Regions from separate parts of the Homo sapiens genome. Here region 1 is linked to region 2. Evidence: read pairs that join two places in POLR2A ChIA-PET (ENCODE). Cell type or tissue: IMR-90. All regions are shown on one strand. Each heading gives the region's core, and the rest is flanking DNA. Links, peaks and the distances in the headings are about the cores only.

Region 1 (15,827 bases), core at 6,347-10,346, 90 kb before region 2:
GTATACATGTGCCATGTTGGTTTGCTGCACCCATTAACTCGTCATTTACATTAGGTATTTCTCCTAATGCTATCCCTCCCCCTACTCCCCACCCCATGACAGGCCCCTGTGTGTGATGTTCCCCACCCTGTGTCCAAGTGTTCTCATTGTTCAATTCCCACCTATGAGTGAGAACACACGGTGTTTGGTTTTCTGTCCTTGTGATAGTTTGCTCAGAATGATGGTTTCCACCTTCATCCATGTCCCTGCAAAGGACATGAACTCATCCTTTTTTATGGCTGCATAGTATTCCATGGTGTATATATGCCACATTTTCTTAACCCAGTCCATCATTGATGGACATTTGGGTTGGTTCCAAAGTTTTTGCTATTGTGAATACTGCCACAATAAACATACGTGTGCATGTGTCTTTAGAGTAGCATGATTTATAATCCTTTGGGTATATACCCAGTAATGAGATCGCTGTGTCAAATGGTATTTCTAGTTCTAGATCCTTGAGGAATCGCCACACTGTCTTCCACAATGGTTGAACTAGTTTACACTCCCACCAACAGTGTAAAAGCATTCCAATTTCTCCACATCTTCTCTAGCATCTGTTGTTTCCTGACTTTTTAATGACCGCCATTCTAACTGGTGTGAAATGGTATCTCATTGTGGTTTTGATTTGCATTTCTCTGATGAGCATTTCTTCATGTGTCTGTTGGCTGCATATACATGTCTTCTTTTGAGAAGTGTCTGTTCATATCCTTTGCCCAATTTTGATGGGGTTGGTTTTTTCTTGTAAATTTATTTAAGTTCTTTGTAGATTCTGGATATTAGCCCTTTATCAGATGGATAGATTGCAAAAATTTTCTCCCATTCTATAGGTTGCCTATTTACTCTGACGGTAGTTTCTTTTGCTGTGCAGAAGCTCTTTAGTTTGATTAGATCCCATTTGTCAATTTTGGCTTTTGTTGCCATTGCTTTTGGTGTTTTAGTCATGAAGTCCTTGTTCATGCCTATGTCCTGAATGGTATTGCTTAGGTTTTCTTCTAGGGTTTTTATGGTTTTAGTCTAACATTTAAGTCTTTAATCCATCTTGAATTAATTTTTGTATAAGATGTAAGGAAGGGATCCAGTTTCAGCTCTCTACATATGGCTAGTCAGTTTTCCCAGCATTTATTAAACAGAGAATCCTTTCCCCATTTCTTGTTTTTGTCAGGTTTGTCAAAGATCAGATGGTTGTAAATGTGTGGTGTTATTTCTAAGGCCTCTGTTCTGTTCCATTGGTCTATATCTTTCTTTTGGTGACAGTACCATCCTGTTTTGGTTACTGTAGACTTGTGGTATAGTTTGAAGTCAGGTAGCGTGATGTCTCCAGCTTTGTTCTTTTTGCTTAGGATTGTCTTGACAATGTGGGCTCTTTTTTGGTTCCATATGAACTTTAAAGTAGTTTTTTCCAATTCTGTGAAGAAAGTCATTGGTAGCTTGATGGGGATGGCATTGAATCTATAAATTACCTTGGGCAGTATGGCCATTTTCACGATATTGATTCTTCCTATCCATGAGTATGGAATGTTCTTCCATTTGTTTGTGTCCTCTTTTATTTTGTTGAGCAGTGGTTTGTAGTTCTCCTTTAAGAGGTCCTTCACATCCATTGTAAGTTGGATTCCTAGGTATTTTATTCTCTTTGTAGCAATTGTGAATGGGAGTTCACTCATGATTTGGCTCTCTGTTCGTCTGTTATTGGTGTATAGGAGTGCTTGTGATTTTTGCATGTTGATTTTGTATCCTGAGATTTTGCTGAAGTTGCTTATCAGCTTAAGGAGATATACAGATGAGATGATAGGGTTTTCTAAATATACAATCATGTTATCTGCAAACAGGGACAATTTGACTTCCTCTTTTCCTAATTGAATACCCTTTATTTCTTTCTCCTTCCTGATTGCCCTGGTCAGAACTTCCAACACTATGTTGAATAGGAGTGGTGAGAGAGGGCATCCCTGTCTTGTGCCAGTTTTCAAAGGGAATGCTTCCAGTTTTTGCCCATTCTTTATGATATTGGCTGTGGGTTTGTCATAAATAGCTCTTATTATTTTGAGATACGTTCCATCAATACCTAGTTTATTCAGAGTTTTTAGCATGAGGTGCTGTTGAATTTTGTCAAAGGCCTTTTCTGCATCTATTGAGATTATCATGTGGTTTTTCTTGTTGGTTCTGTTTATGTGATGGATTACCTTTATTTGCGTATGTTGAACCAGCCTTGCAACCCAGGGATGAAGCCGACTTGATCGTGGTGGATAAGATTTTTGATGTGCTGCTGGATTTGGTTTGCCAGTATTTTATTGAGGATTTTCACATTGATGTTCATCAGGGGTATTGGTCTAAAATTCTCTTTTTTTGTTGTGTCTCTGCCAGGCTTTGGTGTCAGGATGGTACTGGCCTCAAGAAATGAGTTAGGGAGGATTCCCTCTTTTTCTGTTGATTGGAATAGTTTCAAAAGGAATGGTACCATCTCCTCTTTGTACCTCTGGTAGAATTTGGCTATGAATCCATCTGTTCCTGGACTTTTTTTGATTCGTACGCTATTAATTATTGCCTCAATTTCAGAGCCTGTTTTTGGTTTATTCAAGGATTCAACTTCCTCCTGATTTAATCTTGGGAGGGTGTATGTGTCCAGGAATTTATCCATTTCTTTAGATTTTTTAGTTTATTTGCATAGAGGTGTTTATAGTATTCTCTGATGGCAGTTTGTATTTCTGTGGGATCGTTGGTGATATCACCTTTATCATTTTTTATTGTGTCTATTTGATTCTTCTCTCTTTTCTTATTAGTCTTGCTAGCAGTCTATCAATTTTGTTGATCTTTTCAAAAAATCAGCTCCTGGATTCATTGATTTTTTGAAGCTTTTTTTTGTGTCTCTATCTCCTTCAATTCTGCTCTGATCTTAGTTATTTCTTGCCTTCTGCTAGCTTTTGAATGTGTTTGCTCTTGCTTCTCTAGTTCTTTTAATTGTGATGTTAGGGTGTCAATTTTATATCTTTCCTGCTTTCTCTTGTGGGCATTCAGTGCTATAAATTTCCCTCTACACCCTGCTTTAAATGTGTCCCAGAGATTCTGGTATATTGTGTCTTTGTTCTCATTGGTTTCACAGAACATCTTTATTTCTGCCTTCATTTTGTTATTTACCCAATAGTCATTCAGGAACAGGTTGTTCAGTTTCCATGTAGTTGTGCGGTTTTGAGTGAGTTTCTTAATTCTTAGTTCTAATTTGATTGCATTGTGGTTTGAGAGACAGTTTGTTGTGATTTCTATTCTTTTACATTTGCTGAAGAGTGCTTTACTTCCAACTATGTGGTCAGTTTTGGAATAAGTGTGATGTGGTGCTGAGAAGAATGTATACTTTGTTGACTTGGGGTGAAGAGTTCTGTAGATGTCTATTAGGTCTGCTTGGTGCAGAGCTGAGTTCAAGTCTTGGATATCCTTGTTAACCTTCTGTCTTGTTGATCTGTATAATATTGACAGTGGGCTGTTAAAGTCTCCCATTATTATTGTGTGGGAGTCTAAGTCTCTTTGTAGGTCTCTAAGGACTTGCTTTATGAATCTGTGTGCTCCTGTATTGGATGCATATATATTTAGGATAGCTAGCTCTTCTTGTTGAATTGATCCCTTTCCCATTATGTAATGGCCTTCCTTGTCTCTTTTGATCTTTGTTGGTTTAAAGTCTGTTTTAACAGAGACTAGGATTGCAACCCCTGCCTTTTTTTGTTTTCCATTTGCTTGGTAGATCTTCCTCCATCCCTTTATTTTGAGCCTATGTGTGTCTCTGCACGTGAGATGGGTTTCCTGAATACAGCACACTGATGGGTCTTGACTTGACTCTTTATCCAATTTGCCAGTCTGTGTCTTTTAATTGGAGCATTTAGCCCATTTACATTTAAAGTTAATATTGTTATGTGTGAATTTGATGCTATCATTATGATGTTAGCTGGTTATTTTGCCCATTAGTTGATGCAGTTTCTTCCTAGCATCAATGGTCTTTACAATTTGGCATGTTTTTGCAGTGGCTGGTACCAGTTGTTCCTTTCCATGTTTAGTGCTTCCTTCAGGAGCTCTTGTAAGGCAGGCCTGATGGTGACAAAATCTCTCAGTGTTTGCTTGTCTGTAAAGGATTTTATTTCTCCTTCACTTATGAAGATTAGTTTGGCTGGATATGAAATTCTGGGTTGAAAATTCTTTTCTTTAAAAATGTTGAATATTGGCCCCCACTCTCTTCTGGCTTGTAGAGTTTCTGCCGAGAAATCCGCTGTTAGTCTGATGGGCTTCTCTTTGTGGGTAACCCGACCTTTCTCTCTGGCTGCCCTTAACATTTTTTCCTTCATTTCAACCTTGGTGAATCTGACAATTATGTGTCTTGGGGTTGCTCTTCTTGAGTATCTTTGTGGTGTTCTCTGTATTTCCTGAATTTGAATATTGGCCTGCCTTGCTAGGTTGGAGAAGTTCTCCTGGATAATATCCTGAAGAGTGTTTTCTAACTTAGTTCCATTCTCCCTGTCACTTTCAGATACACCAATCAAACGTAGAGTTGGTCTTTTCACATAGTCCCATATTTCTTGGAGGCTTTGTTTGTTTCTTTTCACCCTTTTTTCTCTAATCTTGTCTTCTCTCTCTATTTCATTAATTTGATCTTCAATCACTGATATCCTTTCTTCCACTTAAACAAATTGGCTACTGAAGCTTGTGTATGCTTACCAAAACAAAATTAATACATCTGTCATTACCTATGCTGTACATTGAATCCACAGAACTTACCTGTTCTCTTATAACTGAAAATGTGTGCTCTTTGACCAATGTCTTCTCATTTGCCCTGCTCCTTGTCCCCCACCCCTGGCAATTACCATTTTGTTCTCTGTTGCTATGAATTAGGCTTTTTTTTTTTTGGAGACACTTTTAAGCAGCAAAATCACCAAGAAAAAGCACAGAAATATGAAAAAGCTTGCACTAAATAGACTGTGAAAAGGATCCCAGTTTACAGTATGACAGCTGAAACAAGAAGGCAGAGAATTTTCTTGTTTAAGATCAACTAGGAAGGAGTGTGATGGGTAACTGAAATTTTTTGCTGCTTGGTGTGTGTTTGCTAATGACCTTGAAAGGACCACAAGTATAGATTTTGGGATTGCAAATACATTTTAGAGAGTAGGAAAGTTTGCAATATGTAAACAATATGTGAATGAGTCTCTACTGTATCTAATTTGCTTTAAACTGAATGCAAAGGGCCAAAGAACAAGGCTTTTAGAGATTTTTCTCTGTATGTCCATGTGCAAGAGGCCATCAATTCTATATATTTTAACTTTATTTTTATTTTATTTTATTTTTTTGAGACAGAATCTCGCTGTGTAGCCTAGGCAGGAGTGCAGTGGCATGATCTTGACTCACTGCAACCTCTGCCTCCTGGGTTCAAGTGATCCTCGTGCCTCAGCCTCCTGAGTAGCTGGGACTACTGGTGTGCATGCCTGGCTAAATTTTGTATTTTTAGTAGAGATGGGGTTTTGCCGTGTTGCCCAGGCTGGTCTTAAACTCCTGAGCTCAAGTGATCTGCCAGCTCCAACCTCCCAAAGTGCTGGGATTACAGGCGTGAGCCACTCCATGCAGCTGGGTATATTTTAACTTTAAAGATGTCATCAATGCTTTGGAGCTAAATCCTTTACACAAGTGAACTCTGAAGTTGTGATTGGTTTTGATCTTATTAGTTTGACATGAGATTTTATTACTTTGAAAACAGCTTAATATTTCTGAGGCTATCCTCTTTGGTCTGCATCTTCTTTTTATATTCTTATAAATTAGATTCTGTGAGCAGGTTTTTCTCTTTTGTTTTGTGTATGGAGATTGAGACAAAGTAGCACTGAGATGCCTGTGCAAGGTGACCACTTCTCTCCACGGAGATGCTGTGAACTTCCTTTGAAAGAAAACAGACTAGGTTCGGTTTTGGTTTTGAAGGAGGAAAATATCTTGACCTTGTGGTTTTAAAAATCAATTTCCTAAATAGTTAAATTTAAGGAAAAAATTTTAAAAATAAAATAAAATGAACAGAAATGTGAGCCCCAGGGTCCTTTAAAAATGCCTTTATAATTTTCCATGGAACATATTTTTGTTGTTGTTTATTACTCCTCTTTTCAGGCACCCTCATACTATTTGGTCTGTAGTTTCTAAAGGAGTCGTTTAGTTCATTGAAGAGTAACCCAGCTGCCCCCTCAAACGCCATTGCCCTTCTTGGAACTGCGGAATCCCTCTGGGGGAGGCTTGTGAGATGCGTAGGCTCAAGGAACCCTCCAGGGAATGGCTCCGTCCAGCCTGTTGGACGTTGCTAAGCGAGTCCAAGATAAACAGAGAGCCACTGGGAGACAGAGCAGGGCCAATCTTACCATTAGGCTGATCAGCTTTCCTCTGCCTGTTGTCCTTCCCTAAACCGTTGAGTCTTCCTGCCAAGACAATGTCCCAGCTTGTGCAGATGCAAACAAGGCAGAAAGCCTTGTTTGTTTTGTCTGGAAGTTAACCTTGAACTCTCAAAGGAGCACTTAATGTCATATGGAAGCAACACTCTCCAAAGACAGCAGCCCCACTTTTCTGGGGACCAGACTGCCATTAACCTCAGCCTCCCCAACCACAGATGATTTCAGAAAAGGTCTTTGAGGAAAAGACTGGTGACAAAGCCCGGTTACTTTTCTCAGGCCAGCAGACCCAGGCAAATTAAAGAGGGAGTCTCTGGGGCTTATGGACACTGCTTGGGATACTAGTTTTGAAGGAGCACTAAAACCACACTGGAATAAACTGGAAACGCAGTGTCAGTTAACTCAGGTTTCTGCCTAGAGCTGTTCCTGTGCAAGTAAGCAGTTCCTTTAAGTTCCTGGTGTCAGGGTTCTCATGGAAGCATTCCTATTTGTGACATTTCCAAACAAATAATGGGGCACAACTGCAGGCAGAGCCTCAGCCCCGAGACCTGCATCCACACCGGAGACTAGAGTCACATTGTGGTTTGCTGACAGGTGACACCAAATAATGCATGGTGCCATGCTGCTTCTTGGGAAGGAGGGGTTTCCTTTCCCTTTCGTTATCTAAATAATTAGCTCTTTAACATGCCTTAATATACATAGAATGGTTTAGAAAATTGCCCATAATAAGTGTATACAACTATTCTCTCATTTTGAATATAAAGAAAAAGCATGATTTTTACTCATAGAAGTTTCTCACTCCCACTAGTATTGAACAAATATGCTTTAAAGAAGAGCTGCATTATTATTATTATTATTATTATTATTTTTTTTTTTTTTTTTTTTTTTGAGACAGAGTCTCGCTCTGTCGCCCAGGCTGGAGTGCAGTGGCATGATCTCGGCTCACTGCAAGCTCCACCTCCCGGGTTCACGCCATTCTCCTGCCTCAGCCTCCTGAGTAGCTGGGACTACAGGCGCCTGCCACCGTACCTGGCTAATTTTTTTGTATTTTTAGTAGAGACAGGGTTTCACTGTGTTAGCCAGGATGGTCTCGATCTCCTGACCTTGTGATCCGCCCGTCTTGGCCTCCCAAAGTGCTGGGATTACAGGTGTGAACCACCGTGCCCGGCCAAAGAGCTGCATTATTAATTGTCTTAGGGAGCCCCTGTGTCTCTTTTTGACCTTGCAGAGAGAGACCTGGACTTAACCAGTTTGACTTGCTTGGGAAAGGGCCTCCTTCCCCATCCTCAACGGATAGGGATGGACCATTGGAGAGGAGCACAGGGCCTATAAAAGCCAAGGGTTCTAGCGGAGTGCTTTCCAGCTTTCAAGCGAGGATGATCAACTCTCAGCTTTTCCTGGTGTTTCATGGTGCTAAAGCCTGCAAAGTCCTGGGACCAGCTGGTCATTGTACCTCAGGCTCATTGTACCTAGGGAGGCAGCAGAGTGGAGGGCTTACCTGTGTGGGCTTGGGGGCCCAACGGCCTCGGTTAGGGCCTGTCTCCATTATTTAATTTGCAACCTTGGGCAAGTAACTTAACCTCACTGCTTTTTGGTTTTCTCATCTGGAAACTGATGGGAAAAATAACACCTACCTTTTAGGGATATTGCGAAGCAAAAATGAAACAATATATGCAGAGTAACTCTTAGTGTGCTGGGTACATAGAAAGTGCTCATAAATGTTGGCTATTATTATTGTGGTAATTTTTATTTGAGGGCACAATGATTTTTACCTCTCCAGTAGTAGGATGGGCAATCCTGTGCGAAAGACAGCAATTAATATATCTGATGTCAGCCTGGATCTATCAAGAAGAGGTCTTAAGGAGGTGGGGAATTGTGGGATTGTATTCCTTTTGGAATATGTTTTATCAAAATAGATTTTACTTTTAAAAATTTGAGTGTCTGTAGGGGCAGGTCTTGATGATCTGGAAAGTCTAGGCGGACAGAATTCTTGGAAAAGGGAGGCAAAGCTCTGTATGCATGCTTAGGGATCTGCAGGCTTTGCAAGTGCCCTTGCTGGGGGACCAGACACCGGAGGAGCCTGTGGTTTATCAGTCCCTCCTGGAGGCCCAGTATCAGGCTGCGGGCAGTCGGTTGGTGTGTGCTGTAGAAAATCTCCCCAGCTCCAGCACTGGATCTCCAGGCACATGTGTTTTAGATCAGTGGTAATGGAGTGTGCTTTTGAAGTTCGGATTTCCTGTTATTTGGCCTGCAAAATTTTGCTGAGTCATTTGACCTCATGGATCTTCTGAAATAGTAGTCACATGACCAGAGTAAACCGTGTAGACCCACAGCTTGCCTGCAGATACGTATGTTTTTTCAAACTTGATTCAACCAGTATTCACAGATCACACACTGCCTGCCATACATTACATTAGGGACCTGGAGCTTACTGGGCGGTATAGGGCCCAGCTTTGTCCACAGAGAGCTTGCTTTCTAGTGAAGAGGACAGGCCCATATCTAAGGACTGCATGTCTGACCTTAAAAATTTTGGTTAACTCTTTTTTTTTTTTTTTTTTTTTTTGAGACAGAGTATCACTCTGTCACCCAGGCTGGAGTGCAATGGCGCGATCTCGGCTCACTGCAACCTCCACCTCCCAGGTACAAGTGATTCTCCTGCTTCAGCCTCCTGAGTAGCTGGGATTACAGGTGCATGCTACCACGCCTGGCTAATTTTTGTGTTTTTAGTAGAGACAGGGTTTCACCATGTTGGTCAGGCTGGTCTCAAACTCCTGACCTTGTGATCCACCTGCCTCAGACTTCCAAAGTGCTGGGATTACAGGCATGAGCCACCACGCCCAGCCAAAATTCCAATTAACTCTTAAAAGAAGTATACACTGTGTGACCAAGGAAGCACAGAGTGATTCATTCTGAGAGGGGAGAATCACAAAGCAAGGAACATAGAGCCACGCTTTGGAAGAGAAGTAGAATAATGAAAGTCAGCAGAGGGCAAATGGAAACAGAGCACCGTGTGCAGATTCACTGTGTCTTGTCTGTCAATCAGCATGCTTGATTGGACCATAGGAAGCACAAAGGTAGTGTAGTGGGAGATTAATTGGACCAGCTGATGCAGAATGTGGGGTGAATGCAAGACTACAGAGCTGAGACTTTATTTTATATGCAAGAGGGAAGGGTTTTGAGCAAGGGAATGTTATAATCATGACTAGGCATTAGAAAAACGCATTGGTGAAGGAGGGCATCTTTGTCAGCAGTTCTATGTGGGATGCAGGAAGACAGGAGAGAGCAGAGGTGTTAGTTATAAAACACAGGCAAGAGTTCATGAGCGCTTGAACTTTGGAAGTGACAGAGAGAACGGAGGGGAGGGCAGAGAAGTGACTAAAGACATTTGGGAGGAGGAAAGAGAAGGTTTATCAACATCCTGTTTTAATGTGGAAATCAAGCAGGATGCAAGCAGCAGGGAATGGAAGAGCAAACTGGATTCCAGTCTGGGTCATGCCAAAAAGACGATGAAGGGTGAAGGCCAAGAATGGGGTTATTTAGCCTAGGAAACAAAGGGTTAAACAGCACCTTAATGATAGCTTGTATGTATGTGAGAGACCAATAACAACTGTTTTCTGATTTTCTCTAGATTTCTGATTTTTTCTGATTTTAACTGGAGTTAAGGTCTGTAGAATTTAGATAAAATATAAGAAAACAATTCCAAATGGGGAAATTTTGAGACATTTTATCTTCAGGATGGGTTTCGTTTCTAAGTGTAAATATTTGCCTCAATGTCTCAAGATAGGAAGAGATGCCTCCTTTCCTCCCTCTTACTGGAAATCCAGCTCAGCTCATCCTCCGTCAGTGGTTTCCACTCTGACAAGAAAAGACAGCATTGCTGTTACTTTAAGGAAAAACAGAAGCAGTTGATGTGGATTTGCCATTGGAAATGGCTGTACTAAATTCACAAAGGAATTCTGAATAATTAAAATAAGCATAAATATAAAATAAGAATACTGAAAATAGTAGGTATAAGTTGGTTTGTGGTCGTGTAAGTATTAAAATTAAATCTCTTCAGGTGGCTTATAACAGAATGCCACTTCAAAAGAGCTTTGGCAGAAAAGAAAGGATGTTTGGAAGGGATTAGGGGAATCTCAGGCCACCCAAGGCAGAGGGTGACTGAGGTGTGTCCGGAGTCCTGAGAGTGTTGTTTGTTTCCTGCTCTGCTTCTCCCTGAGTTGGCTGCCTTCTCTCCCTGCATGCTGACCTTCACCAGGTCAGCCACCCGACAGTGCCTGAATGGCCTGTGTGCAGGGCAAGGGGCCAAGAGACAGCCAGATCATGGCTCTACCCCAATTCCAAATTCTGGGGAAGAGACTCTGGCCCAGCTCAGAGAACAAGATCTTATAGCTCAAGCATAGGTGCTGAAAGGAGCATGCTGCTGTGGACAGAGCAGGCAGTTCTCAGAGGAGGGTATTATGGGCTGGGCAGCCACTTCATAAAGGCACTTACTGCAAGCTCTTAAAAAACTGACAGACTTTGTCCACAAAGAGCTTGCTTTCTAGTGACTAGGACAGGCCCATATTTAAGGACTACATGTCTGACCTTAAAAAATTCAATTAACTCTTAAAAGAAATGTACACTATGCGACCAAGGAAGCACGGAGTGATTCATTCTGAGAGGGGAGAATCACAAAGGAAGGAACATAGAGCCAGGCTTTGGAAGAGAAGTAGAATAATGAAACAGAGGGCAAATGGAAACAGAGCACCGTGTGCAGGTTCACTGTGTCCTGTCTGTCAATCAGCATGTTTGATTGGACCAAAGCTCTCATCTGTTCTAAGTATACGGCAGAATATTTGAAATGTAGAGCATAAAGAACTTCTAGCACAAAATAATTTAGAAAAGTCACCATCCTGGCTGGGTGCTGTGGCTCACTCATGTAATCTCAGCAGTGTGGGAGGCTAAGGCGGGTGGATCACAAGGTCAGGAGATCGAGACTATCCTGGCTAACACCGTGAAACCCCGTCTGTATTAAAAATACAAAAAATTAGCCGAGCATGGTAACGTGTGCCTGTAGTCCCAGCTACTTGGAGGCTGAGGCAGGAGAGTTGCTTGAACCCAGGAGGCGGAGGTTGCAGTGAGCTGAGGTCGTGCCACTGCACTCCAGCCTGGGCGACAGAGCAAGACTCATACTGCCCAAGGTAATTTATAGATTCAATGCCATCCCCATCAAGCTACCAATGACTTTCTTCACAGAATTGCAAAAAACTACTTTAAAGTTCATATGGAACCAAAAAAGAGCCCGCATTGCCAAGTCAATCCTAAGCCAAAAGAACAAAGCTGGAGGCATCACGCTACCTGACTTCAAATTATACTACAAGGCTACAGTCACCAAAACAGCATGGTACTGGTACCAAAACAGAGATATAGACCAATGGAACAGAAGAGAGCCCTCAGAAATAATGCCGCATATCTACAACCATCTGATCTTTGACAAACCTGACAAAAACAAGAAATGGGGAAATGATTCCCTATTTAATAAATGGTGCTGGGAAAACTGGCTAGCCATATGTAGAGAACTGAAACTGGATCCCTTCCTTACATCTTATACAAAAATTAATTCAAGATGGATTAAAGACTTAAATGTTAGACTAAAACCATAAAAACCCTAGAAGAAAACCTAGGCTATACCATTCAGGACATAGGCATGGGCAAGGACTTCACATCTAAAACACAAAAAGCAATGGCAACAAAAGCCAAAATTGACAAATGGGATCTAATGAAACTAAAGAGCTTCTGCACAGCAAAAGAAACTACCATCAGAGTGAACAGGCAACCTTCAGAATGGGAGAAAATTTTTGCAATCTACTCATCTGACAAAGGGCTAATATCCAGAATCTACAATGAACTCAAACAAATTTACAAGAAAAAAACAAACAACCCCATCAAAAAGTGGGCAAAGGATATGAACAGACACTCCTCAACAGAAGACATTTATGCAGCCAAAAGACACATGAAAAAATGCTCATCATCACTGGTCATCAGAGAAATGCAAATCAAAACCACAATGAGATACCATCTCATACCAGTTAGAATGGCGGTCATTAAAAAGTCAGGAAACAACAGGTGCTGGCGAGGATGTAGAGAAATAGGAACACTTTTACACCGTTGGTGGGACTGTAAACTAGTTCAACCATTGTGGAAGACAGTGTGGCGATTCCTCAAGGATCTAGAACTAGAAATACCATTTGACCCCAGCCATCCCATTACTGGGTATATACCCAGAGAATTTTAAATCATGCTGCCGTAAAGACACATGCACATGTATGTTTATTGCGGCACTATTCTCAATAGCAAAGACTTGGAACCAACCCAAATGTCAATCAATGATAGACTGGATTAAGAAAATGTGGCACATATACACCATGGAATATTATGCAGCCATAAAAAAGGATGAGTTCATGTCCTCTGTAGAGACATGGATTAAGCTGGAAACCATCATTCTGAGCAAACTATCGCGAGGACAGAAAACCAAATACTGCATGTTCTCACTCATAGATGGGAATTGAACAATGAGAACACTTGGACAGAGGGCGGGGAACATCACACATGGGAGCCTGTCATGGGGTGGGGAGAGGGGGGAAGGATAGCATTAGGAGATATACCTAATGTAAATGACGAGTTAATGGGTGCAGCAAACCAACATGGCACATGTATACCTATGTAACAAACCTGCACGTTGTGCACATGTGCCCTAGAACTTAAAAGTATAATAATAAAAAAAAAGAAAATGAATGTGAACTTATTCTTTGAGGAGAGCCATGCCCTAAAAGATGAAAAGCAGCTATTCATCACAATGCAAGACTTCAGAAAATAGTTAATGATCATGAAAGTTGGCCTGTTCTTATGGACTACGTGTGTGCAATTGCCCACAATCTACCCTTGTAATATATTTTTAATATGCTGAATTTTCTTTTTAGTTTTTTAGTTTTTTTCTTACTTTTCCCCCACTATTTTAAAGTATCAGCATTATTTTTTACAATTTGCTATGCTAAGTATTTCTCTTTGCATCATTTCTAATACTAGAGGTATAAACCATGTAAAGACTTTTGGAGAGTTTTGATTTGTTTTATGCATTTTTTTTGCAAATTTGACTTCCCAAAAGTGCATTATCACAACACTGATTGTGTGTAACCATTGTGCTTGTATGTAAAAACACCAAAGCTTTCTCAATAAGTGAAGATATTTCCTCTTCATACAACTGCATTTGTGAAAGGTAAAATTTTTTGAGATCTAGGCTCTTTGCACGACTGCATATGCAGTGGTGACCCATTGCAGTTTTTGATTCATCTTATCAAACGACATAGGTCATCTGTCACAGTATTTCAGATAACTGAAATTATAAACATGGGTGCACACAATTACCAACCATAGTGATCTACATTTATACATTTTGCTTTTGACCTATTTCTTTGTGAATACAGTTCATCTGCTTATAACTGTTATATCTGTGCAACTGTTGTTAGTATATCTAGTGTTTATGCTTGAAAAACATATAGTTATTATTGCCTATTTCATTTTGTAAAGTGGCCTATGAAGTGTTCTGGTATATTTCTCAAACAAAGACCCTTTTAAAACATAAATATTATTAAAGAATTTTTAAAAATTATTTTTTCCAGAATTACATTTTCAGGATTTTGATTTTTTGGCATTTCAGCATTTGGAATTATGCTCCTGATTTATGCTCCTGAATTATGCTCCTGAATCATGCTCCTGATTTCAGGTGATCTGCTCACCTGGGCCTCCCAAAGTGCTGGGATTACAGGTGTGAGCCACCATGCCCGGGCCTTCTTTTCTTTTCCTTTCCTTCCTTCTTTCTTTCTTTTTTTTTTCTTTTCCTTTCCTTCCTTCTTTCTTTCTTTTTTTCTTTCTTTTCTTTTCCTTTCCTTCTTTCTTTCTTTTCCTTTCTTTCTTTCTCTTTCTTTCTTTCTTCCTTCCTTCCTTCCTTTCTCTTTCTTTCTTTCTCTTTCTTTCTTTCTTTCTTTCTTTCTTTCTTTCTTTCTTTCTTTCTTTCTTTCTTTCTTTTTCTTTTTCTTTTCTTTTCCTTTCCTTCCCTTCCCTTCCTTCTTTCTTTCTTTCTTTTCTTTTTTTTTTTTGAGACAGGGTCTCACTGTGCTACCCAGGCTGAAGTGCAGTGGCATGATCATAGCTCACTGCAGTCTTGAACTCCTGGGCCCTCCTGCTTCACCTCTCAAGTAGCTGGGACTATAGGTGCATGCCACTGTACCTGACTAATTTTGTTTGTTTTTTTGTTTGTTTTGCAGTTTTTATAGAGAGAGGGTCTTGCTATGTTGATCAGGCTAGGCTCAAACTCCTGGCCTTAAGTTATCCTGCCTCCTCAGCCTCCCGAAGTGCTGGGGTTATAGGCATGAGCCATCATGCCTGACTGTTCTTTTCTAATATGAGCATTTAGTGCTATAAATTTACCTCTATGTACTGCTTGGTCTGCATCCCACAAATTTGGATATGTTGTATTTTCATTTTTATGTATTCTAAAATATACTGTATTTTCCCTTGAGATTTCTTTTTTGACCTAGAGATTATAAGTGTGAAATTTAGTTTCCAAATATTTGCAGTTTTTTCCAGATATATTTCTGTTACTGATTTCTATTTTAATTCCATTTTTGGTCAGAGAATATACTTTGTATGACCCAAATCCTTTTAAATGTATTCAGACTTGCTTAATAGCCCAGAATATGGTCTGTCTTTGAAAATGTTCTATATGCACTTGAAAAGAATTTGTATTATGTTGACCTTTTTGTTTGTTTGTTTTTTGGTGGAATGTTCTCTGAATGTCAATTAGATCAAGTTGGTTGATAGTGTTATTCGAGTTGTTATTTGTACTGATTTTCTTTCTGTGTCTATTAACTACTGAGAGGGAAGTGTTAAAATATTTTATTATAATCATGTATCTGTTAATTTATCCTTGCAATTTTTCCATATTTTGTTTCATGTATTTTGAAGGTTAGTTGTTACAAATATAAGCATTTATGATTCCTATCCTATGTCCTCTTGATAATTTAGCACCTTTATTTTTACTAAATGGGAAACAGCTTTATCCCTGGCTAAATACTTTTTGCTCTGAAATCTGCTTTTTCTGATATTAATATAGCCACTACAGCTTTCTTAAGATTACCGTTTATATCCTTTTGCTTTTCACTTATTTGTATCTTTTTACTTAAAGTGGGTTTCTTATTGGTAGTATTTATTTGGGTCTTGCTTTTCGCTTATTTTTAATCAAATCTGGACATCTCTTTCTTTTAATTGGGATGTTTAGACCATTTACATTTGATATGATTATTGAGATGCTTCAGTTTAAATATAGCATCTTGGTATTTGTTTTCTATGTCTCATCTGTTT
Region 2 (15,827 bases), core at 6,853-10,852:
CTGTGGGGGCTAGATACCTAGAGGAAGCTCTCCTCCTACAAACAGAATAGACTATAGGATCTGGAGAAAAGAGGAAACAAATCAGCCAGAGAGTATGTAGCTCTAGATTAGTTGGGCTTCTTGTGTTCCTAAATGTTTTTCTTCACAAAAGCCCCTTGATCATGTGGCAGTCCATCTACCCGTCCATTTGCCCATCAATCTATGCATCCACTCATCCTTCCATCTATTCACTCATCATCCATTCATCCACACATCTATTCATCCACCCATCTCTCCACTTATCATCCAATTATTCATTCATCCATCCATCCACTCATCTATTCATCTATGATCCACTCACTCATGTATCTATTCATCCACTCATCTATCAACCCATCATCCATTCATCCACCCATACATTCACTTATTCATCCAACTGTCTGCCCATTATCTACCCACCCATCCCCCCTACCTATCCCCCTACTCATCTACCTCTCCATCCATCCCCCAAACACTACTTGATACCCATTACATGTGCCAAGCTAAGGACAGCTGGTCAAACATACTTATCTACTCACTGGGTGGGCAGGAAGTAGGGTGTTCTCTTTGGTAAAGGAAATGGCTGACAGACATAATAAGGCTCAGTAAGATGCAGTAGAGCATAGAGATAAAAAACACAGGCTTCATCATTAGTCCATCACTTTCTAGCTATGCAGGAAAGTTACCTAACTTCTCAGCACCTCAGTTCTGAGGTGAAGGAATAATAGTTCCTGCTTTACAGGGTCGTGGTAGGAATTAGATGATTCAATGAAAGCTAAGTGCTTAGCACAGTGCCTAGCACATATGATGTGCTCAATAAATTTTAGCTTGTGTTATTAAAAGTAGAACGTCTGGAGAACCAGAGTGAATTATGTAATCTAAAGAGGCAGCGGGAAAGGGGTTTCTTAACCCATTTCCCATTTGCCCCGGAACACTTGCTGCTGCAGAGTTTACCCCAAGATAACTCACAGATTACAGTCCTAATCTTACCACCAAAGTTTGCCACAGAATATTTCGCTTTTATTATTATTTTTGCATCGCTGTGGTATATTGACTTTGGAAAAAAATACATCATTCCATTTATAGCATTCTGTTTTTAGTAGTGGTGTTTCCGTTTATAAAATATAGTCATTCTTGATCACGGAAAATGTCAAATCCTAGAAAATGTAGCATTCCTATGCATAATGTTAATTCTGTGGTGAGCTTATGGCACTGAAATGGTGTGACAAGAAGGAGGTGACAATGTTGTCAACATTCCACAATGATACTGTGATTGAAGTAAACAACAGAAATGGAAAGAAGACTAAGAAGCCATGTGTCATTTTGGATTATCACGAGAATGTGGGAACAGTGGACTGGCTGATCAGATGCTCACTTCCTATCCAACTGAGCACAAAAGGCACAAGGTTTCGTCTAAGAAATTCTTTTTTGTTTATTTATTTACTTATTTTGAGATGGGGTCTCACTTTGTCGCCCAGGCGGGAGTGCAATGGCGCGATCTTGGCTCATCGCAACCTCCACCTCCTGGGTTTAAGTGGTTCTGCTGCCTCAGCCTCCTGGGTAGCTGGAATTACAGGCATGTGCCACCATGCCCAGCTAATTTTTGTATTTTTAGTAGAGATGTGGTTTCTCCACATTCGTCAGGCTGGTCTCTAACTCCTGACCTCAGGTGATCCACCTGCCTTGGCCTCCCAAAGTGCTGGGATTACAGGTGTAAGCCATGATGCCTGGCCTTAATTATATGTATACTTTTTTATTTTTGAGATGGAGTCTCGCTCTGTCGCCCAGGCTGGAGTGCAGTGGTGCAATCTCGGCTCACTGCAACCTCTGCCTCCCGGGTTCAAGCAATTCTCCTGCCTCAGCCTCCCGAATAGCTGGGACCACAGGTGTGCGCCACCACACCCAGCCAATTTTTGTGTTTTCAGTAGAGACAGGTTTTACCATGTTGGTCAGGCTGGTCTCGATCTCCTGACCTCAGGTGATCCACCCACCTAGGCCTCCCAAAGTGCTGGGATTACAGGCATAAGCCATCTGCCCAGCTGGTCTAAGAAATTCTTTTGTCACCCTCTAAACATTGCAGTGCTAAGCTCCTACATCCTGTTCTGGAAGGACAATCCTGAGCACACGATGAGCCATATAAACTTCAGACTGACGCTGAGTGAAAGAATGCTGGAAAAGCATCACAGGCCAGGGCAGCAAAGTCTTCAAGGTCATCCGTGCTCTGATGATGTCACGCTTCTTCCCTGTCTGGAAGACATTTCCCCAAGAGCATACCACCAACATCAGGGAAATGGAATCCAACTGGTCGCTGCAAAGTTTGCTGAGCACACAGTGATAAAGATGGCAAGAAGGTCCTGAGAGAAACGCAATATTTTTGTGCAGAATGGGATGTTCTGCCTTTGTCCCATGCTTTGAAATTTACCACATGAAAAATAAAATTAAATACTGATCATCATATACGTTTCTGTTATATTAGGATTAGAGACAAGTTCTGTTTAGAAATAACTCCAAGAACAGTTTTTATATTTTGTTTTCACATTGAAAAATCAGTCAGATTTGCTTTAGCTTCAAGGAACGTGTTTATGTAAAATTAAATGAGCGCTGGCAGTGAGCTAGCTGCAGATTTTTTTTTTCTAAATGGGATATAGGACAGAAAGATGCGTTCGCGGCCATGACCAGGCTCTGGGTACTTTACAAATGCCCAGTGGCTGGGCATGGAAGGAATACATTGCTGGGGGAAGTTAAAACCTAGGGCTTTCTCGCCTGTTGTCTTCCTGTTCCCGTAAGTCCAGCAATGGCTCAAACCAATAGTGTAGCCAAAAAACAAAAGGCCCTGATAAGGAAAGCCAGGGGTTGGGGGACACCTCAGAAAAACAGAGCAGGGGAGGTCAGAAGACCTTGGAGGCAGAAATTCTGTAGGATACTGACAAGAGGCCAAACTGGCAGCCAAGAGAGGTAGCTGAGGCTCTGAGAGACAAGGCAGATGGAGCCCCTGAGCCTGGGGGTCCCTGGCTCTTCTCTATTAAATATTCCTCCAAGAAAGCAACTGATAAAGGGAGGTCAGGAGTGGCCACAGAAAAGACAAAGGCTGGGCCTAAGACTGAAGTTCCTACAGGCAACATGGTGACTTCTGCCAACCCACTGGAATGTCTGGAAGAAATAAAGGCCCTAGTCAGGAATCAGGCATCTGATTGGAGATATGATCTGATATGCAGAAGCCAGAAGATACTGTCCCTGGCAGGGGAGAGTGGTGACCGCCCAATAGACGTCCCACACACTTCTTTTGGCCAACTGGTAAGGGAGAATGCTGTGGTTAACAGGAGGATCTCACCAACCCTGGGAGAGGGTCTGGGAAGCATGAACAGAACAGGTGGAGGTGAGTGGGTCCCACCAAAGATGGGCAGCAAAGGCCCTGGGGCTACCTCAGTGGGATCTGCCATTAAACATCTGTGGGACTCTTTCTGTATATCTTGAAGGTGGAAGCTAAGTCTCTGAACACCCACTGCGGACAGCAGTGAGAACCACCACCTGGGGTGAGCTACCTTCATCTCTAGTGGTGGCATAAAGTCTGAGGAAGATTGGAGACCCAGAAAGAAGGAAAGAGAAATTGGAGAAGAATTCCTCCTTCTGGTCCTAAAACTCTGAACTGGGAGAGAGACAGGCTATGGGAGAAGATTGAGATGGATTAGAGAATTCCTCTTAAGGACCTCTTCCCTAGCCCCAACCCCAAACATGGAAAGAAAGGAAGATCCTGAGTTCCTTCAAGGGAAATTCTAGGCACCTAGCTAGTTCTGAGAAGTAAATAAGCAACTTGAAAAGCAAGAAGGTAACAGTAGCTTAAAACAATAGCCAGGGAAGCTAGAATCACAGAATGTTTCGTTCCCCTACAAAAACTAAAGATAACATCTTACCATGTCTCTGAGTTGCTTCTCAGAAACTGGGACCCCCCACCACATGGATCTTCTTGCATGTAGACCTCAGATAAGGGGGAATTGGGGACTGAACTCAGCACTGTTCTTTGTTCTAAATTTCTTTCTGAGAGGCCTGGAGGAAGTCATAACCAACCAGAGTAACATTCTTTTGCACTGACCCCAAATTTTTAAACAAAACTTCTCTTCTTTAACCAATTACAGAAAATCTTTGAATCTAACTATGACCTGTGAGCCCCCTGCTTCAACATATCCCACCCTTTTCGGCCAAAATCAATATGCGGGTGTTCAGAGACTTAGCTAAATCAGTATTGATTTGTGGTTTTGTCTGTAACTTCTGCTTTCCTGAAATTTATGCCTGCCTTTAAAAATCTTTACCTACAAGCCATATGGGGAAGGCTGGGACTTAAGCATTAGCTGCTCGATCCTCCTTGCCTGGCACCCTGCAAATAAATACCTTCCTTTTTCCTGCTATGAACCTTGGTGTGGGTATCTGGTCTTACTGTGCTGAGCCAATGGACCCCAGTTTGGTTCTATAACAAGATAATGGTTATTTTCACACTTACACAGTAGAGAGCCTCACTGCCTTAGGAGCAGATACTCCTGAGGCAAGGCAGATCCCAAAGATGCTAGGATGAACTAGCTGAGTTTGTCTAGGATATGCCACATACATGGCACCCAGAGAATCCTACCTTGTCCTATAAGATGCATAAAGATGGGCTCAAATACCAATTCAAAGACCTGTGGACAAGAAAAATCACCCCTACAATATCCACAAATTCTAAAAAGACTTGCTTGTTGTCAGCCTTGGCTTTTGAGTTCCTGCTTCCACTGAATTAGTTCAGTTTCTGACTCAGCTCTTCAGTCTGTAGATGTTGTCTTTGTTTTACATCAAAGTGACCCACATGTGGGACTTGGCCTATACACTTGACTTCCACTAAAAAAGCCACTCGTACTCAATGTGAATGCCTGTAAAGCAGACTGTCCTGAAGGGGTTAGGAAGCTGTGGAGATAGTTACATCAGAACAGAGCAAATGACTTTGGAATCTGAAGCAGACCTCCTTGTTCTTAGCAGTTTTTTGGCCTCTCAACCACGTGGCTTGCCATCTTTCTTCTTTCTCCATCACCCTCCCAATAAATCTTTTCTGTTCAAGTTCCATTGAATTCTAATTCAGAAAAGTTTAATTATCTTCTAATGAGCTTGTCTTCAGCTAAGTCATGATTCAGGGTCTCACCTTCTAACCCCAGATGTTTATCAGGGTCTTTTCTTTAACAAAGACAGTCCTCTCTGAGAAGAGGGTTATAATTTTTTTCACTCCATTAAGCCTGAATGAAGGTTGACTACAGAAGAGAAAGGATGCTGCTTTTCTTTGCTGACCTGGGAGAAGATAGACTTTTTTAGCCCCTGTGAAATCTGTGAAGGTGGTTCAAGAAGCAAAGATTGAAGGATGAGGTCTTCACCCTTCCTCTACCTGGAGAAGTTTTCCTTGTGCTGGTGAGAGAAGACATGTGCTTACTTTATCTTCTCCAAAGAGCAGGGAATGACTTTGAACTTGAGGTGGGTGCTTTTTCCAGAGCAGATGTTAATCAAAGCAGCCAACCCTAGTTCTGGAAGTCATCCTTGACAAGGCATTTCTTTTAGTAAAATTCAAACAAAATTTAAACCTTCACTAAGAAAAGGAAACGGAGTGGTTCAGAGTTATTGCTATGACTAGTGTCTTGCTAAGCTACCCTAGAAAAAGGGAAATGGACCACCTGTCCCCTCCATTCTTTGCCCACTCTAGGAAATACACAAAAGAATAGAAAGGACTTAACAGTTGTTTACTGGCCAGTCTCTGTACTGAATACTTTGGATATATGATCAATCTAATCTTCCGAGAGAAGAATCTTCAAAATTTCTCCAAGACATTTGTCCCCATTATATGTGTGAAAGGAAAATAAAAACTCAGGATCTCAATTCACTATGCCAAAGGAAAAAAAATTAAGCTAAAAGCTGAGTCATGCAAGAAGCTGCCTTTCTTTTTGTTTCTGAGCAGATAGCTGCAGATAAGAGGTTAAATATCTCCACAGGCAGTTAGTCTATGTTCACTTTATCTTATGAAAAGTGCCAATTTACTGAGCACAAGATGAATACATAATTGACTATTCCTCTACCTGCTCCTTTTCTCTTGCAATATAGGGATTACCATACCCTTCCTCTTTCCCCTCCAGTCCACTTTTTCCCTTTAAATATTGATGTCCTCAAAATCACCTTTGGAGAAAGGCACAGACCACAGACTATTTCTGTGGCTCTGTCTTTATTTATTCTGGGCATGTCCTTAACCTTGACAAAATAAACTTCTAAATTGATTGAGACCTGTCTCAGATATTTTTTGGCTTACAAATTGGCGGCTGACGGAAGGGACTCTGAGAGGAGGTGCCCCTGACCTTTGACAAATCTCTTACCAGTACTTGGTTCCAGCCTAGGTTATCTTTGTTGCTCAAAGATAAGACAATTTTCTGAGGTCTGGGAGCAACTCCCTCTGGAGAATCCCTGATCACCCCAAATTTGGTTGAGATCTAAGGTTTATTTTGAAGTACAACTCCTTTTCTGGAGTTTTACTCACTTCCAACAAAAAAGGCGAGTTTTCCTGTTTCCATGACAATGGATGGCAGGCAACTCCTTTCTGGAGTTTCAGCTTGTATCCAACAGGGAAGGTGAGTTTGAGTATTTTACTGCTTCTAAAATGGTAGAGAGGAGTATTGAGCCTGGGCGCCACTCCTAGGTAAGTAGCTGAATTGGAGTTTTGTCTTGAAAATCCTGCTTAATGACTAAGAGTTAAGATTGACAACCAGCTGATCTTAATTTCCTTTTAACACTAAAGTGCTCAGTAATCGCATTGGTTTTGTTGTTGTTGTTGTTGTTTTGTTGTTTCCTTATTATTTTAGTCTTTCTCACATTGGATTCGACCAACTCTACCTTATTTGGTCAAATCCAAATGAGAATTTCAAGTTATGGTGAACAATGTTTTTGAATTGGCTAAAACTCCTCACAGCTGCAAAAAAGAAGAAAGAATCATACGCTTGGTTTCGTTAGCAGCAGCAAATCTATATGAGTATGCAGCAACTTGATTCTTGCCTCCTCAGAGGAAAGAATTCGTCTGAGGGGCATAAGGCAGAATGAGAGACCACGGCAAGTTATAAAGCAAGAGTGAAAGTTTATTAAAAAGTATTAGAGCAGGAATGAAAGGAAGTAAAGTACGCTTGGAAGAGGGCCAAGAGGACAACTTGAGAGATCCAAATGTAAACTTGGGTTTTTTTATGTTGGCATGCTTCCGGGCTCTTGTGTCTCTTCTGCCCTGATTCTTCCTTTGGGATGGGACGTCCACATGTGCAGCGGCCTCCCAGAACTTGGGAGGGGCCCCAGCCACAGTGTGTTTGCTGAATTTTTGCGCATGCTCACTTGAGGCGTTGTTCTCTTACCAGTAGAGTGTTCCTAGAGGAAGGTCATATCCCAGCTAAACTGCCATTTTGCCTCTTAGCATGCGCATGCTTGACTCCACTCACCCAGCTCCTGAGATCTTATTGACAGCAGCTGATCACCAGCTTCAGGTGTTTTCTATCTATTGGGAGACCACCTTTCCCTGCTGCTGGCTTTGACCAATTGTTTTGGACAGACAGTTTAATAACTGCCTGACCATCACTTGACAGTCTCCTGGCAGTCCTGGTTGAGGGGTAGGGCACTGCCCTGCCTTGCTTATGTCTGCCTAACTACCTACTCAAACAGGTTCTCTGTTCACTTCCTTTCTTAAAAGATTGTTCTTTTGTTTACTTTTCTTCCATTCTATTCCTCCTTCCCCTTTTGCCATCTTTGGTACCAAGCAAATTCAAAACAAAACATAGAGAAGGCTTCTAATCAGACCCTTTAAAGAACTCAGAATAAAGGTGCCACTCACCCTTTTTCGGGGTGTCCTGCTTTCTTTGTGGAGTTTCAAAAGTCACGGGCAGATTTTTCTCAGGTCTAAAGCTCTGCTTTCTTGTATTGCATTACCTGATGTCTTTGTCTTTGGTGGGGGTACCAGAGATTACCTTGTACTGTGAGAGAATTTGGCCTTGGTGTGTGTAGTGGTGGCAGAGAACCACAATCTTAGGGATGGCTAAGGACAGTTTATAGGAAATGGTCATTACTACAGGGGGCTACTTATTTCTTTGTACATTTAAATTAAGAAAATTGTACAGGCTTTCTTGGCCCTATTCCTTAAAGGGATCTACCATAAAGCTAGTAATCTAATCAAGCTAAATTGAAAATAACACCTATCAAACTGAGTCACTTTAATAAAATTCTTTGCAAAGGAAATTTACATCTTTACAGGAAATCTCCACTTAGTAAGAGCTTCTGGGTCCCTACAATGGCTTGAAGTTCACATAAAAGACATTGCCTTTGTTTAGATCTAAGCGTGTGCCTTTGAGATGTACATTTTCTACACTGTTTCACCTAAGTCATGTCTTTGGGATGCAAATTTACAGTTGCCTCATTAACAATTGTTCAGGACATGGAACAGATAATCATGAGATTAACAGTCTAAAATAGAGAAAAGTTTTGAAAACAGGCAAATGAGAACTTTTAAATCTGTAAGATCTGCCTCTGTCTGGGTGTCTATTATGTCTATATGTTCCTATGTCTCATGTGGAAATAATATTTCACTATCAATTATGTGAAAGAGCTCTAATTAATTGGCTTAAAGAAAAGTCAGTGTTCATCAACTTAATAGAAGCTAGCTCAGAGGCTTTTCAGTTCACATGACTTTAGTAATCTTTGGTAAGATTAATTTGGTAAATTTTGTCTCAAAATCCTCTCCAATAATTTAAAATCTTAAAGGCATGTTAAGTTAAATTAAGTAATCCTAGGTTTTTTACTGGGAATTAGAGTTACTAAAAGTTAGATTAGTAGGATAGTATGATGTGTTTTTGGGGAAGTTTATAAAAACATGAGGATGTGGTTTTTGCTTAAGAAAATGTAAATTTTTTTCTAGTTCAGAGGACCTTTCTACTGATGTTGAGAGAAAAACCATGTTCGCATCCAACTGTTTTTTGGTAAACTGGTTAAGTTTGTATTGGTATCTCATGGCTAGAGTTCTGAAGTAAAAGCTATAGGATCTTTATTTGTATGAGTGTGTGTGGGCTTAGGTGTGTTTATGTATACCTACATGTGTATTGTTATGTTTATGGCCACAAGGTACCAAACTGGCTTAAAAATAAAGGAGAACTCACAAATTCAGTAAATAAGCCCAGTTGCTTTTCAAGTTAATGTGACTTAAGTAGAGTTTTAATAAATAAACTGGCTTTAAAATTATTGGTAAAATAAAATTAGAAATGTGTTCAGAATCGCCAACATACATTATTGTTTAGATTTATTGGTCAAGCAATTTTATATTTTTTTCTCTTAAATACTATAAGGTGTCAAGATTTGGCATGAGGGTTGTAAAGCTATAAATGTAGCCCAAAAGAGAATTATATTTGTGTAACTTTTCGATAAATAAAGCATTTAATATTGTTGGTTTAATGAAAATAGCTAAATCCTGAGTTATTGACCAAAAAAAACCCAAAACATTTATTTAACCTTAATATTCTTACTTAAGTAAACACCTGAAATTCACAGCCTATAAAAATTGTTAACAGGGAAATAACTCTAAATGATGACCATCACAGTTTTCATATGTAATCTAGATCAACTATTTAAACAAATTAAATAGGCAAATGTAATAGAATAAATGCTTGTAAATAAACTTGTCATATAATTTAGAACCTAAAGTTAAATTAAATAATATATATTAATTAAATACCTGGGTCATTTCCAATTTTTTAAATAAAAATTATAGAAAATCATTTTTCTAAAAAACAATGTGTTCTTATTAAAAGGAAACAATTTTTGTCTAACTCAAAAGTTATTTAAAGGTTGTTTATAAAACAAGCTAAAGGGAACCAGTAAATAAGAGAGATGTAAAGAAAGTTATACATATAAAGAGGTATTTGGGGTAAGAAAGATTAAAAGGAAAATCATTTTATATGAGAAAGGATCTTGTATGGTAAATTTTTTGACCTAAAATAAAATAACTGGTTATTTAAGAAAGAGTGATATTTAGGATAAGACAGGACATCTAAGCATGTCATAAATGTTTGTGCAAGTTGGAATAAGGGTTGTGAAAAGAGAATTTATTAAAAAGAACTTTATGTGATCAAATTGGCTATAATTAAAAGGAAATTATAATATTCTTTGGTATTTAACAATACACTAACAAATTAAAGAGTTGGTTGGAACAACAAATTTATCTGAAGGTATTGATTTAATCTTAATAAAATTATAAGAGCTTTTAACTTTTTTAACCCAAAAGTTCAACTTTTATTGCATGTCATTATTTTCAGTTTTCTCTTCCCTTTGAGAAGGCCTGAGACAATAATGTTCTCCTTCAACTTTTTCGTCAGCTCTTGTAATTTTTTTCCTCAGGTTCTAACTTCCATTGTGTCCTGATACTAAAAATGTTTTATCTAAATGGTCTAAAGGAAATATTTTCTTCCAATATAACATTCTGTGCTCTTGGCTTTAAATTCTTCTATGAAATTGAAAACTTTCACTTATGACCCAGGACCTACTCTTCCTATGTCTAACTAATGCAAGTCCTAGGAAAACCAAGATTTAAAAACATTAAGGTTATTATATCCATGTAACTCTCTGTGTTGCTTTTGAAGTCCTGTGCTGTTAAGTTACAGGGCTTTTACTTTTGGATCTAGAGAGGACTCCAGATCCTGTTAAATCTTAAACACTGACAGCAGTTAAAGCCTTATTTGCCAACCCAGGAGAAGACGACTATCAAAATAAACTGTTCATGAGACACAGAGCCAGAAATTAAAACTATTTAACCCTTCTAGGCCCTGGGACTACCACAGAAGAGACAGGCACATGAGATTGTAGGGCTGATTTTGAGAAATAAAATTAGTTTAAAGTTTCTCTATGAATTAAACATTAATATCAACGTTACATGGATGCAAGGCCAGCATCTGGGCCCCTGTGTCAGATTAACAAGATTTTCTTGGAGTATTAACTAACACTTTAATTTAAAAAATTGTAAAATATTATAAAAAAGTTTATAGAAATTATATGTTATAGTCAAGTGATTAAAATTTAATAGATTTGTTTATAAGATTTGTGAGACATTTAATTGGCCTCATGCTGTCTTTGTCAGGGCTTATTGTTTGGGGAAGTAAGTCTCCTCTCTCAAAGAATAAAGGTTTTTGCCTTTTTTTGAAATCTTCGAGTTATCACTTTGGCTAAATGAATGACTGTCTTTATAATGACCTGCGATCCTATTTTGTGATATCAAGTGTTTTAAACTTTAGATATTTGACAAACTTTCCAAAATCATATTCTAAATTCAGTCCTTTTGACCTCATTAATGTTTTGATATTAGGTCTCATGAAGTCCAAAAGAAATGTATTTGGTTTATTTGGTACAATAAAATAATAAAGGAAGCATTGTCAAATACAAAATGGTATTTAATCTTCTTTGGATAATATTTACATAAATGTGCTATTAGTGTTTGTTCCAAAATTATATGAGAATCCTGTGATTCTGATATGTCTTAGTATATGTTATCAGTAGTAGTAATTATGACGATTATGTAAAACTTTGTATGCCACAGAAGTAAACAATTTTTTTGTCAATTGTGTCTTTAACCATGACTGGTCTAAGATCTTTGTCATCTGTGATTTACTTTGATCCTTTTTTTTTTTTTTTTTTTTTCCCGAGACGGAGTTCACTCTTGTTGCCCAGGCTGGAGTGCAATGGCACGATCTCGGCTCACCGCAACCTCCGCCTCCCGGGTTCAAGTGCTTCTCCTGCCTCAGCCTCCCGAGTAGCTGGGATTACAGGCATGCACCACCATGCCTGGCTAATTTTGTATTTTTAGTAGAGACAGGGTTTCTCCATATTGGTCAGGCTGGTCTCGAACTCCCAACCTCAGGTGATCCACCCGCCTCGGCCTCCCGAAGTGCTGGGATTACAGGTGTGAGCCACCACGCCTGGCCTACTTTGATCCTTTTATAGGGCCGTTTATAATCAGCTATAGAACTCTGAGGAGTACTCTTAAATATAGGTTTCTGGTAAATTGAGAGATTGTGCCATTGGAATAGAGAAAAACTTCCAGGACTCTCAGGGAGGTCTGATGTATTCATGAGGATTGTTGATCCAATATCGAGCAGAACAGGAGTTAATTGAATGGACTGAACTAACTGAAGATTGAAATAATCTTTTATGACTTTTTGTTTAAAACATTTGCTGATTCTTTTTGTTTTGTTCTTCAAAGTCAAGAAAACTTTCTCTTCTTTTAAGCTATTTGCAGCTTTTAACAACTGAGTAAAGTATGCTCTTATGAGCAAAATTAAAAACATATCCTTTCCCTCAACCTAATTTCTCCAAAATTTGGAAACTATTTTTTGAGTATTCTTAATTTATGACAAAATAATTATTTGCATAAGTTCAATAAGGATCTGTTTTCTTTTATAAGAGGGCATAATTGGAGACACTGGTTGTTTTACCAAGGCCTTGACTGAAATGGCATTTTCAGATTGCCTTGAGAAAGGGAGGCTGACCTACAGAGCTGATAAAAGCCCCTTGAAAAACTGGCTTTATACATTGTTCTTTACAGGGTCCTGACCTGTGTTAAGTGAAGAATGTCACTTTCTGGCAGGCCTAGGAACCCCAAGTTTTCTTGGCACCTTAAAAAGAGAGAAATTCACCCAATTCACACAGGTATCTGCAGGCTGGGCTCAAGGCTTTTAAGAAGGTCTAATCTTAGACTCCTTATGAAAAAGGTTACAGCAAAGCCAATTTAAAAAAAAGAGAGACAGCCTATATGACAAGTGATTATTCTTGCTGCAATTTATGCAAATAATTAAGGCAAGTATAATAGAACTAAAACTTATTTTACAAATAAATTGGTCCTACTACGATTTTGTCTTTAATAAAATTGGGGAATTGGAGAGAGAAAAGTTATGTTTCCAAATAAACTGTGTACACCTGTTATTAGATTCTAACCTTGCCTAAGGCTTTTTAATTTTTATTGTTTTCTACAATTTGGACTGAATTCTAAAATTTTTTCTGGCTACAAGTCTCCAAAATAATGTTTTCAATTTGTTTCCTTCTTTTCCTTTTTTCCCCATTTTTCCTGATTTGAAAATCACGAAAAACTAAACTGTGCTTTTTTAAATGCCATACAAACTGAAGCTAGACAACTTAAACTTTGGAAGAAAATAATAGCATCCTGTTTATATAGATAAAACACTTTCATACCTGCCTACTGATGTATGGACTTCAGAGTAATATGGCCTATATCAGGTTTCCAGGATTGTTCTCCTTTTTTGTTTGTTTGTTGTTTTCTTTCTCTCTTCCCTCTCCTATGTTTTTTTTTTCCTTTGTGGGATGTAAGGCTTCACAACTTACTAAAGGTGAGCTTGCCTAACAACTTGGGACCTATCCGTCTAGGAATAAACTGTCCTTGCCATCAGACATCAGATAAAACCCAATACCAGAGACTCACTTTCTTCTAAAATGCTTTCTCTGAAAGCTTTTAAAAAGAAAAGGGTGGAGAAATGTGAAAGGAAAATAAAAATTCGAGACCTCAATTCAGTATGCCAAAGGAAAAAAATTAAGCTGAAAGCTGAGTTATGCAAGAAGCTGACTTTCCTTTTGTTCCTAAGCAGATATCTACAGATAAGAGGTTAAATATCTCCACAGAGTTATTCTATGTTAGCCTTGTCTTATGCAAAGTGCCAATTTACTGAGCACAAAACAAATACATAATTGACTATTCCCCTATCTGTTCCTTTTCTCTTGAATTACCATACCCTCCCTTGGATTACCATACCCTCCCTCTTTCCCCTCCAGCCCACTTTTCCCCTTTAAATATTGAAGCCCTCAAAATCATCTTTGGAGAAAGGCACAGGCCTTTCTCCTCTTTCTGTGACTCTGTCTTTATTTCTTCTGCAAATGTCCTTAACCTTGACAAAATAAATTGATTGAGATCTGTCTCACTTTTTTGTTTACATAAGGATAAAGAAACTGGGACTTGGAGAGGCAAATGGACATTTGCAAAATCTTAAAGCCAGTGAAAGGTAGAGGCTGACTTAAAGTCAGTTCACCCTACTCCAAATCCCAGTGGTTTTCTACTGTTATGCAAATCCCCTCCTCTCACATGGCCCCAGCATTCCATAGTGGCTGCATGTACAAGTGAGACTAGCAGAGGAAAATGCCACAGGACTGAAGGATGCAGAAAGGAACAATGACACTGAGATCTGGGGAGGGGCTCTGTAACTACAGTCTTTGTGTCTTTAGGTCTTAGTTTTCCTTTGGTTCTTGGGAAAGCACCTTTGGAAAAACTCTAATCTGTCTCAGCTGAACAATGGGCAAAGATACTTTGTTCCTGTCTTGTCCTGCCCCTGTTCCTTTTCCTTTAACATCCCATAAAGTCACAAGTGGGAGCAGAGCTGGAAGAACTCAGGGAATGATGGCCCTCACCCTAAGTACACCTTCAAGCCAGGCACTATGCTAGAATTTATAACCTCATTTACTCCTCCTAGCAACATTCTGAGGTATTGTTGATTGGCCTTATTTTCTAGGTAAAGAGGTTAAGAAAAATGAACAACTCAATGATTAAACATATAGCTAGTCTATACTCTCTCTTATCTCTGAACACTTTTCATCTGGAGCTATTAATGCCCTCTAGCCTTTATTATAATTATCACATATAATTATGCCTTTTCTCCTCAAAATTATCTGTTGGAGTCATCTTATAGTAGAGTCTTTACAGAACACAAAGCATTCAATCACTTTATTTCAGACACCAACCTTGTTTTTGATGAACATATGTTAGTCTTAAGCCATCTAAAGTAATGCTAATGTGGGATCTTATGGAAGACTACTGGTAATACAGGAAAAAAAGTGGCAAAGAAATCTGACACGTTTGGCAATTATTCCTGAGGCTCTGACCTCTCAATTGTTGAGTGTTGGAGGTCACAGTAAACAAACCATATAAAGATCATGTTGAAAGTCAACATTATTAATATACCATACTTGAAGGATATGTGGTTATTGTCTCACGTGTCCATGTGAAGAGACCACCAAACAGGCTTTTCTTTTTTAATTTTATTTTATTATTATTATACTTTAAGTTTTAGGGTACATGTGCACAACATGCAGGTTTGTTACATATGTATACATGTGCCATGTTAGTGTGCTGCACCCATTAACTCGTCATTTAGCATTAGGTACATCTCCTAATGCTATCCCTCCCCCCTCCCCCCACCCCACAACAGTCCCCGGTGTGTGATGTTCCCCTTCCTGTGTCCATGTGTTCTTATTGTTCAATTCCCACCTATGAGCGAGAACAAGCGGTGTTTGGGTTTTTGTCCTTGAGATAGTTTGCTGAGAATGATGGTTTCCAGCTTCATCCATGTCCCTACAAAGGACATGAACTCATCAATTTTTGTGGCTGCATAGAAACAGGCTTTGTGTGAGCAAAAATGCTGTTTATTTCACCTGGGTGCAGGCAGGCTGAGTCCGAAAAGAGAGTCAGCAAAGGGTGGTGGGATTATCATCGGTTCTTATAGGTTTTGGGATAGGCGGTGGAGTTAGGAGCAATGTTTTGGGGTCAGGGCGTGGATCTCACAAAGTACATTCTCAAGGGTGGGGAGAATTACAAAGAACCTTCTTAAGGGTGGGGAGAATTGCAAAGAACCTTCTTAAGGGTGGGGAGAATTGCAAAGAACCTTCTTAAGGGTGGGGGAGATTACAAAGTACATTGATCAGTTAGGGTGGGGCAGAAACAAATCACAATGGTGGAATGTCAT

Evidence for each region. Peaks named below come from ENCODE experiments on the same cell type or tissue, not always from the same donor. Only the 100,000 strongest peaks of a DNase experiment are listed, where the experiment ranks them.
Region 1: POLR2A ChIA-PET joins it to region 2 with 15 read pairs; 1 of 35 experiments calls an interaction of 5 or more read pairs at or near these places.

The regions. Positions count from the first base shown.
Region 1 is chr1:94,748,719-94,764,545 of GRCh38, reverse strand. All of the region lies in intron 1 of SLC44A3-AS1 (SLC44A3 antisense RNA 1), which reads left to right. Among named protein-coding and RNA genes, the nearest start is that of MIR378G, 11 kb to the right of the region's middle. RefSeq lists an enhancer at 6,259-6,553. In IMR-90, for the core only: no CTCF peak of the experiment used is centred there; a DNase peak (open chromatin) is centred at 8,685; H3K27ac peaks cover 1,999 bases.
Region 2 is chr1:94,659,543-94,675,369 of GRCh38, reverse strand. The region is part of intron 3 of SLC44A3-AS1 (SLC44A3 antisense RNA 1); the gene reads left to right. It also overlaps the pseudogene PGBD4P7. Among named protein-coding and RNA genes, the nearest start is that of MIR378G, 78 kb to the left of the region's middle. RefSeq lists enhancers at 6,434-7,191, 13,262-14,067, 15,545-15,827. In IMR-90, for the core only: no CTCF peak of the experiment used is centred there; no DNase peak of the experiment used is centred there; H3K27ac peaks cover 226 bases.